Linked DNA regions of Homo sapiens: regions 1 and 3 are each linked to region 2. The links are chromatin contacts, found by Hi-C or POLR2A ChIA-PET in ENCODE. All regions are on one chromosome and are shown on one strand. Each heading gives the region's core, a stretch centred on a gene start or an enhancer-like site at or near the end of the contact. The rest is flanking DNA. Distances are from core to core; before and after follow the strand shown. Region 1 overlaps HHLA2 (HHLA2 member of B7 family). Region 2 holds the start of LINC01215 (long intergenic non-protein coding RNA 1215). Region 3 overlaps HHLA2 (HHLA2 member of B7 family).

What was found. A loop is a pair of places that touch in the nucleus more often than their neighbours do. ChIA-PET counts read pairs that join two places held with the same protein, here RNA polymerase II (POLR2A). Pooled maps may share reads with other maps.
Region 1: a map of B cell shows a loop between it and region 2 (3-fold over the local background). The contact joins the enhancer-like site here to the promoter of LINC01215 in region 2. A Hi-C loop is called at or near these places in 1 of 168 maps with a recorded cell type or tissue (B cell) and 7 of 50 pooled maps. POLR2A ChIA-PET finds 5 or more read pairs at or near these places in 5 of 52 experiments (Caco-2, Panc1, activated B cell and 2 more).
Region 3: a map with no recorded cell type shows a loop between it and region 2 (4-fold over the local background). The contact joins the enhancer-like site here to the promoter of LINC01215 in region 2. A Hi-C loop is called at or near these places in 2 of 37 single-sample maps with no recorded cell type and 9 of 50 pooled maps. POLR2A ChIA-PET finds 5 or more read pairs at or near these places in 2 of 52 experiments (activated T-cell and activated naive CD4-positive, alpha-beta T cell).

Annotation. Positions count from the first base shown.
Region 1 is chr3:108,318,584-108,321,283 of GRCh38, forward strand. The region is part of intron 2 of HHLA2 (HHLA2 member of B7 family); the gene reads left to right. Among named protein-coding and RNA genes, the nearest start is that of HHLA2, 23 kb to the left of the region's middle. Within about 2 kb of position 1,316, at least 2 of the 41 ENCODE cell types and tissues checked have a DNase peak (open chromatin) inside an H3K27ac peak, as active enhancers do.
Region 2 is chr3:108,123,814-108,126,513 of GRCh38, forward strand. LINC01215 (long intergenic non-protein coding RNA 1215) reads left to right here and starts at 1,251. Exons shown (of 2, transcript NR_110030.1): 1 at 1,251-1,329. RefSeq lists enhancers at 434-693, 488-988, 774-823, 894-1,033, 1,314-1,363 and 2 more.
Region 3 is chr3:108,344,189-108,346,888 of GRCh38, forward strand. The region is part of intron 2 of HHLA2 (HHLA2 member of B7 family); the gene reads left to right. Among named protein-coding and RNA genes, the nearest start is that of HHLA2, 49 kb to the left of the region's middle. Within about 2 kb of position 1,448, at least 3 of the 41 ENCODE cell types and tissues checked have a DNase peak (open chromatin) inside an H3K27ac peak, as active enhancers do.

The DNA of each region.
Region 1 (2,700 bases), core at 66-2,565, 190 kb after region 2:
CCCCCAACATCTTTTTCTTCGTATTATACTAATTCATGTTCATTGAGGAAAAATTAGAAAATGGAGAAGAAAAAAAAATCACAACTCTATCATGTAAAGAAACAATACTAACATTTTACTCATGCTGTCAAATATTTTCCTACCCACATATATTTTGCCTGTGTCTGTCTTTAAGCTATAAGTTGTGTTGATCCTGCTTCTTACAACCTACTTTAGATCAGCTTTACTTCCATCCTACACCATATGGAAGTGCATTCTCCAAGATTCCTGGAATTCCCCAGAGATTCATATTTATCTTTGTCTCTTTGTCAACATTGGTTATGACATCTCATTTCTTTCATTTTGTAGCTATTTCCTTTTCTCCACTTCGCAAATAGCTCCATTCTCCCCAAACACATACAATATCACTCACAAGGTAGCTCTAAGTTCTTTGGCCACTGACTACCTTGTTCCTATGCTCTTTCTCTGTTCCTTCTCTCTTCTCTCCTTCCCACATCCGAAATTCCTGTTTATTTCTTATTTATGGTACCTTAGGAACATGCCTTGATGAGATAGTTCAGAATATGAGGGCCTGGGTGGGAAAGAGGCAAAGACCCTAAAAGAAACCATAGTGATAGCTAGTAAAATACTTTTTTTTTTTTCTCACACCACATCATGTACTTGACTTAAAGAAGGAAAATAGAGTCATATGACTTTGGCATACAACTTCTCCATTGGTCAGGCTGAAGCTTTCTTGGAACCCCACTCTAATCTGAGACTCTTCCCACTTGATCTTCCTTCCTTCCTCGACTCTTTTCAAGTGTTAGAACTTTATTATGATCTTAAGCTTCTTCTTGCCTTCTTCAGCTCCTTCTCCTTGTCCTTCTTGAATATTCTACCAATAAATCTTCTGCAATAATTCTGTCTTGGCATCTGCTTCTCTGAAGAACCCAAAATAATACACACACACACATTTACCAAGTGACCATAAAGAGTCACAAAACCTGTTCTTGCAAAACTTGGTGATGTGCCAAGCTCGTTTCTTTTAGGTACTTGAAGTTCCTTTCATGACAAGTTTACTAGAGGCAGACACTAAAATATTCTAGTGCTAACTGCTCTTGCGGTTTCTATCATACTCCTATTAATGCAAGAGCAGATGTGCTTGTACATTTTTCCAACAATAAAATATTTTGAGTATCTCTTTTGCTAGTTAGCAAACCCGATACTGATGGAGTTAGTTCTCATTGAAGCACTTGCAGTAGCTGCTTCTAAAGCACAGATTTGTGGAGTGCTTGCTCTGAATAGGATTCTTCAGATATCAACTAACCATCCCTGTGGAGCAGATTCGCCCCGTGCATGCATGTACATATCACATAGCCTATGCATATTTGAAATAAATTTCAGTATAATGTCGACTTTACCCATGACAGTAAACAACAGCATGTCATGACTGCATAATGGTCAATTGCATGAATATCCCACTTATTTTAATAAATTCTGCAAGATAGGTTATTTTGGGCTCCTAAGTTTTCACTGTTTCTGATTTAGCAAATCTGTATACTTTGCAGTGTCCAACTTTTCATAGACTATTTCCTAGAAGAATTATTGGCTTAAAAAGCATGGCCAATTTTAAGGTTTTTGATATTTGTTGCCAAGAAGTCAGCCAGGAAGTTTGTTCCAATTTACACTTGAACCATTTCTATATGAGTAGGCTTATTTCTTTTCCTTTTATTTTCTGCATGTGAAATTATGTGTAAAATGTACAGTCCAAAGAACAACAGAAAAAAACCTAACCCTTGAATCCTCCACCAAGGTTATGAAATAGAATTTATTAAGTTGGTGCAAAAGCAATTGCGGTTTTTGTCATGACTTTTAATGGCAAAGACCACGATTACTTTTGCACCAACCTAATAGAATCCTCCTGCATTTGCTGATTCTCATCATACTTCTTCATGCCTCCCCTCTTCACAGGTAAATCATCTAGAATTTAGGGTTATGCATTCCCTTGGTTTTCTTCATAGTTTTCATAGTTAAATGATAGAGTGTGTGTGTATATATAACTATTTGTAGTCCTAAATATTATATAGATTTTTTAAATGTGGGCGGCAAATACAAAGCTAGTTGTGTGAGGAGGGTATGGTCACCGCTGTTAGGTAAAGTTGTCTAGGACAAGATGAACTTGCAGTCTTCTGCATCCTGGGACTTTATAAGGGGGCTTTCTGGTATATTCAGAGGGAGAGACCATGAAGCTCACCACAGTCCATACATTTGCAAGGACTGTAATGCAAAGCAGGTACTAACCACGTGATCAGTGGGAGTGGCATGAATTACCCTGGGTTTCTTGCTGCTAAGCTTGTTCCAGCTCGCAGAAGTCAGTGATAACAGAACACTTTGGCAGAATGAATAAATGTCCACAGTTGATTTAGGCAGCAGGACCTGGAAGAAAGAATAAGGAATTTATTAGCAAATTGTCAAGATCACTAGATTCGTATCCGGGCCAGTCTCACCAGAACATTTCTCCAGGTGTTTAAAAAAAAAAAAAAAAAAAAAGACTGTGCCAAAGCAGTGGGGATCATGGTTCTAACAGGCAGAGGCATGTCCATTTAGACTCACTCCTCTCCAGTCTGGTCCAGATTCCAGCTAGCATTTTGGAATGTCTGTTCACCATCCTCCTAGGAATCCCTTGACTCCTCTTCTATTTTGAACTAATTTTCTGTATCA
Region 2 (2,700 bases), core at 1-2,500:
ACACATTTAAAAAGGCACAATTAGAAGAATACCGCAAAAATAAAAAGAAAAATTCAGTTTGATCTGAGGGGGAAAAGAAAAAGCTGTTTTCATGAAAAACAGATTTTGAAGTACTTTTGTCATCAGCTTCCTTTCAATTCTTCTGGTTAATTTCATGAAGGCTGTGCGACCTTTCAACTTCCAAATGTTTGCAGGAGGGAAGGGTGGTAACGTGTGAGTGGAAAAACAATTAATTTTCAAGGTATGGGATTTTATAGTAGAGACTTCCTTAGCAGGATGGACCGTGACAGGGTGTTAGTGATGGAGACCTTAGGAGGAGAGGGCAGAAGATATGGGTTTGAGGTCCTGATGTACTCTGCCTGCTGTGTGATCTTGGACAAGTTCCGACCCCTCTCAGGGGTTCAACATCTTCCTACCTACATGAAGTGATGGGATCAAACACCTCTGTGGCCCTCTCTAGTCTATATGTTTGCATTTCTAACTGTAGAGCATGATAAAAAAATAAATCAGAAGTCAGTGATCTTTAGGTTACTAGTCAGGATGAAACTCAAAAGATCTATTTTTAAAATTATGAGTATTGGGTGTGGTGAAAATATTCATATTTGGGGTCAGAGAGTTTTTCTAATAGAATCAATTCTAGAGCATTCAGACTTGCTCTCACCCCAAAGAGGAAGTGAATGAAAGCTCTTCTTTCTCCTCTGCTGCTTTCTTTGTCCATGGGAGTATGCAAATTTTTCTGGCAACACAGAAGACTGAACACAGGAAGCCTGAACCCCGTGAAGCCATAAGGCTTAGCATGGGTGTGGAGGGTGATCAACCCCTCATCTGTCATTCAGAACTCCATGCTGCAACACAGAGGGGAAAAAAAACCTTCTGCTCCCTGTTTCAACCTCAAGGGCAGAGAACACAGGCCGAGTTGCTGTTCTTGTCTCACAATCTGGAGGCCAGAAGTCTGAAATCAAGGTGTCGGCAGGATTGGCTCCTTCTGGGAGCTGCGAGGGAAGTATCTGTTCCAGGCCTCTCTCCTTGGCTTACAGATGGCTGTTGATATGGTTTGGCTGTGTCCTCACCCAAACCCCATCTTGAATTGTAGTTCCCATAATCTCCACGTGTCATGGAAGGGACCCGGGGGAGGTAATTGAATCATGGGGGCAGTTACCTTCACGCTGTTCTCGTGAAAGTGAGTGAGTTCTCAGGAGATCTGATAAGGGGACTTTCCTCATTTTACTCACTCAGTTCTCTTCCTGCCACCACTTGAAGAAGGACGTGTTTGCTTCCCCTTCTGCCGTGATTCTAAGTTTCCTGAGGCCTCCCCAGCCATGCTGAACTGTGAGTTAATTAAACCTCTTGCCTTTATAAATTACCCAGTCTTGGGTATGTCCTTATAGCAGCATGAGAATGGAAATACAGCCATCTTCTCCATGTGTCTCTTTACATTGTCTTCCCTCTGTAAGCGTTCGTTTCTGTTATAAGACACTAGTCTTATTGGATTAGAGACTGTAATGACCTCATTTAAATTTGATTACCTCAGTAAACACACTATCTCCAAATAAGGTCACATTCTGAAATATTCAGGGTTAGGACTCCAGTAATATCTTTTTGTGGGGAGACACACTTCAATCCATAACATACTATAAGAGAAGGGAGCGCTTACCACTGTCCATTACCTGGAACCAGTTCAGACAACCATCATCTTTCTACATGCGATGGAGAAAACAGTTCACCTGGGCATTTTTGCTATGACAGGAGGAAACGTCAATATCAAACCATTGGAGAAGGTAGCTGAGTCATTCATTTGTGGCAGCAACCATCTTTCCTTCCCGCACCCCCTGGCTAGGCTGCTCCATGTTGGGAGGTGGTGTGTTCAGTACAGCCACAGTGAGCTAAGTGAGGGCTTCAGCTGCAGGCTGGAGTGACCCAGGGAGGAACTGCCGCCTATCAAAAGGAAACACCTGCCACAGAAGGTTCACTGAAGCCTGAGAAAATAAACGTCAAGAGCTCTGGGCTGTGCCACCACCAGTCTCCACCACTATTCTGAGGCAGAATGCACCTATTGGCTCACAATGCTGTGAAAGAAAACAAGAAAGTCGTGATGGTGAGCGCTGCCCTGCAGAGATAATGAGCCACTAGAGTAGTTCTGAGGCAGGAGCCAGAGGAGCTGTGACACAGAGGCAGTCAGGGAGTGGGACTGGGGTCACAGGAGGGGCTGGACCCAGTGGTCTAGTGCCTCATCTCATTCCAGATATGTGACCTAAGATCTGCATGTGTGTGCCTGTGCATGTGTGTGCCTATGTGTATGTGGATATGTGGCAACATATATGTGCATGCATGTAAGTGAGTACACATGCATGTGCATGTGGTGGGGTGTGGGTGACTGGATAGAGGGAGCATGGGGAAAGGGAGGGAAAAGAGGGTTAAAACCGTGACAGGATAATAAGCATCTGAAATACTTAACTACAACAAAATGTTCTGAGGCTTTGTACAGCCTTATTTTCCAAACTGCAGGTTGTGGCTCAGCAGTCAGCTGGGAAATCAATTTACCCATGCAGAGATTCTTAACCTGGGTCTGTGGACACTGCCCTTTCCCCACAAGAGGCCCAAGGATAGAATTGTATTTCAATATCATTGATTTCCTTTGTAAGCCTAAGAGTTTTGCTTTATGCATTTAAAAACACTACAAGAAAGGATCCATAGGCTTCA
Region 3 (2,700 bases), core at 198-2,697, 220 kb after region 2:
TTTGATTTTTTTTTTCCTGTATCCATAGAACAATTTAATCAATAATGCATTATTCAGTATTTCCAGTTTTTGTTTCTTAAAAATGGCCAGAGACCTTTGCATTCAAATATGTACAAAAAAGTCCAGTTCCTCCTAGGCTCTACAATTGGCTTTGAATCTTTTGCCATTGTCTCTCCCACACCTAATACAATAACTGATTTTTTTTCATCTTTGTTGTGACTTGCTTTTATTTAGCTTTTCCAAAGCATTCATCTTATTCAATTAGTCATTGAAGATAGACCAGGTTTGGTCTTGTCCTCCCATTTAATCAATTAACATAACATTTTGTTAAATTATTTGATGATAACCCACTGAACTGCAGGGGGTAGAAGTGTACAGAAAGAGTGCACTGGCTTTCCAGAAGCACTTGGTGTGCCATGGGCATCTAGCAATATGTTTTACAGAGAAAAAGGTGACTAAGAAGTCCTTGGCCTCACATGTGCACATGTTCAACACTAACTTTATTTAATGGAGTTTTGTTCAATTGCTCACTACCTTGATGTATTCGACAAAATGCCTGCTGTCTGCCGTGTTAACCCTGGCAATTTCTTTTGTCTGTTTTCTTGGCTTTGCAGCATTCTTGCTAAACAACAACAACAACAACAAAACCCCACTCTGTCTAGCTATATTCTTTCTGATATAGAGAGCTATTAAGGAGGATTATATTATCTACCCATTTGACAAGAAGAAACATTTCGTGATTGAAGGCTGAGCTGGAAAATGGTCCCTGGAAGCAGGAGTAGTTCCCTGGACTTTACCCCACCTTGTGTAATGTGGATTCCTATTCAAGTGCTTCATCCTGGGCTCTGCTTCCAGGGAACCAACCCCTCCCAAGATGGGGAATTGAGGGCAAGTAAAGAGAGCAGTGTTCTCATTAACTGTATGAAAGCTGTAAGGAAGATTGAGAAGGAGGATGACACAGAGAAAGATGCTAAGAAAAAAATGTGGCTTCAGGTGAAGGCTCAGCCTGAACCCAAGGGAGCTCTGGGCTACAGGATGTTTCTTGCCTTGAAGCCACCACTGGGGCAGGGAGTTGCAAAGCAACATAACCTGAGAACTGCAGCTTCCATCATCCAAGTACAATCCTCCAAAGAAGGCTGAAGTTATGTGAGCAGGTAGCAGCAGCTAAGCAACACATGTGTGAAAACTAAATTGATAAAAGCAGTAAAAGGGGATCTTTGTAGGTGATTAACTGCAAATTCACAGAATATCAGATAGTAAATGTGTGGTATTGTTAAAATAACTACTTTTATTGGACCCAATTTACGAGCCTCCCTAAATTTTCTGGGTTTCTCTTGTCTCTTGGGCCCTCAACTGGTTAGACAAAAAGAGACCAGCCCCAATTTCCAAATGTCACCAGCTGACCCGTCTCCTCTGGGAAAGCCAACTTCAACATGTCCTCTATTATGCCTTCCTCCTTGGGAAGTGCAGCAGCTGCAGAATCCAGACATGACCCAAGGAAACACACAGACTGCGGTTTCACCTTTCACCTGTTTCCAGACTCAAACACAAAGCATCATACAGTTAAAATGCCACACAGTAAGGCATGGCATTTGGCTTTCGTAGTGCTTTTCCCAAGGGGCCATAGGCACAACCAGGAAGAGCATAGGAGCTAATGCCAATGGGGAAAACTTTAACCACTGGGGGGCAACTTATAGATAAATTCCTTTTTGCTCTCTTCCTCTGATGGATTGTTTTGAGCTGCTGTGGTTCTGTGGAGCATGTCTAGAGATTGTCCCTTGTGACTGAGCAGGTGGCTCTATTTTCCATTCTGAATCTGTGGCTGGCAAAGCAAGCACCACCTAGTATCTGTTTTCCATTCTTCCTTGTTTCACTTCCCCTTTTCCCTCACTCTTCCTGCCCTGCAATTGCACCTCCTCACCTCCCCCAAAACGTTAGCACATAATCTTAGCTTGATTTCCAAAATCAAAAATAAAAACACACCAAAACAGAACCGAAGGCAAAGACAGCACCCCTAGAGATCAAAGTTTCAGTACATGTACAAATCCCCTAAATGGTGGGATTTCACTGTGAAACATCAGGAGAGATATTTTGAGTAAAGAGAGGGTAATCCTGAAATTGTTCTTTTGTTCTTTTTCTGTCTAAACAGTCAATCTTATTAAAATCTAAGTGGATGCTAAGGAACATCCCCAGGATGCTACAAAGAGTTTTCCTTTGTTAAGACGTCTTTTACAAACTAGCTCGGTGTCATGAGCACTGTGGTGAGGCACAGAAAGTAAAAACAATGCAGAGGAGAATGTAGCAACCTAGAAGCTGCTTTTCCTCAAAGGAGTGCAGAACATTCATGAACTGGCATAATGATGAGAGTGATGCAAAACATTCTTATGTTTCAAAAAAGAGAATTGACCTGTTCTTGTGGCTCTGGTCAGATTGAGACCAGCAGTTATGAGGCCAGGACTAGTCTTTTAAAAAATATATTGACAGATAACATTATATGTTTTTATCGTGTACAACATGATATTGTGAAGTACACATACATTGTGAAATGGTTTTGAGCGTTACTAATGTGCAGGCTAGAGAATCTGTCCCAACTGCAAGTGATGTTTGCATCATCATGTCACAATTAGTACTGATGGCTGTGGTCAATTTAGTCTGGAGCTATTAAGATGGGTATGGGGGAGCTGTTCTGTTTTCGCTATT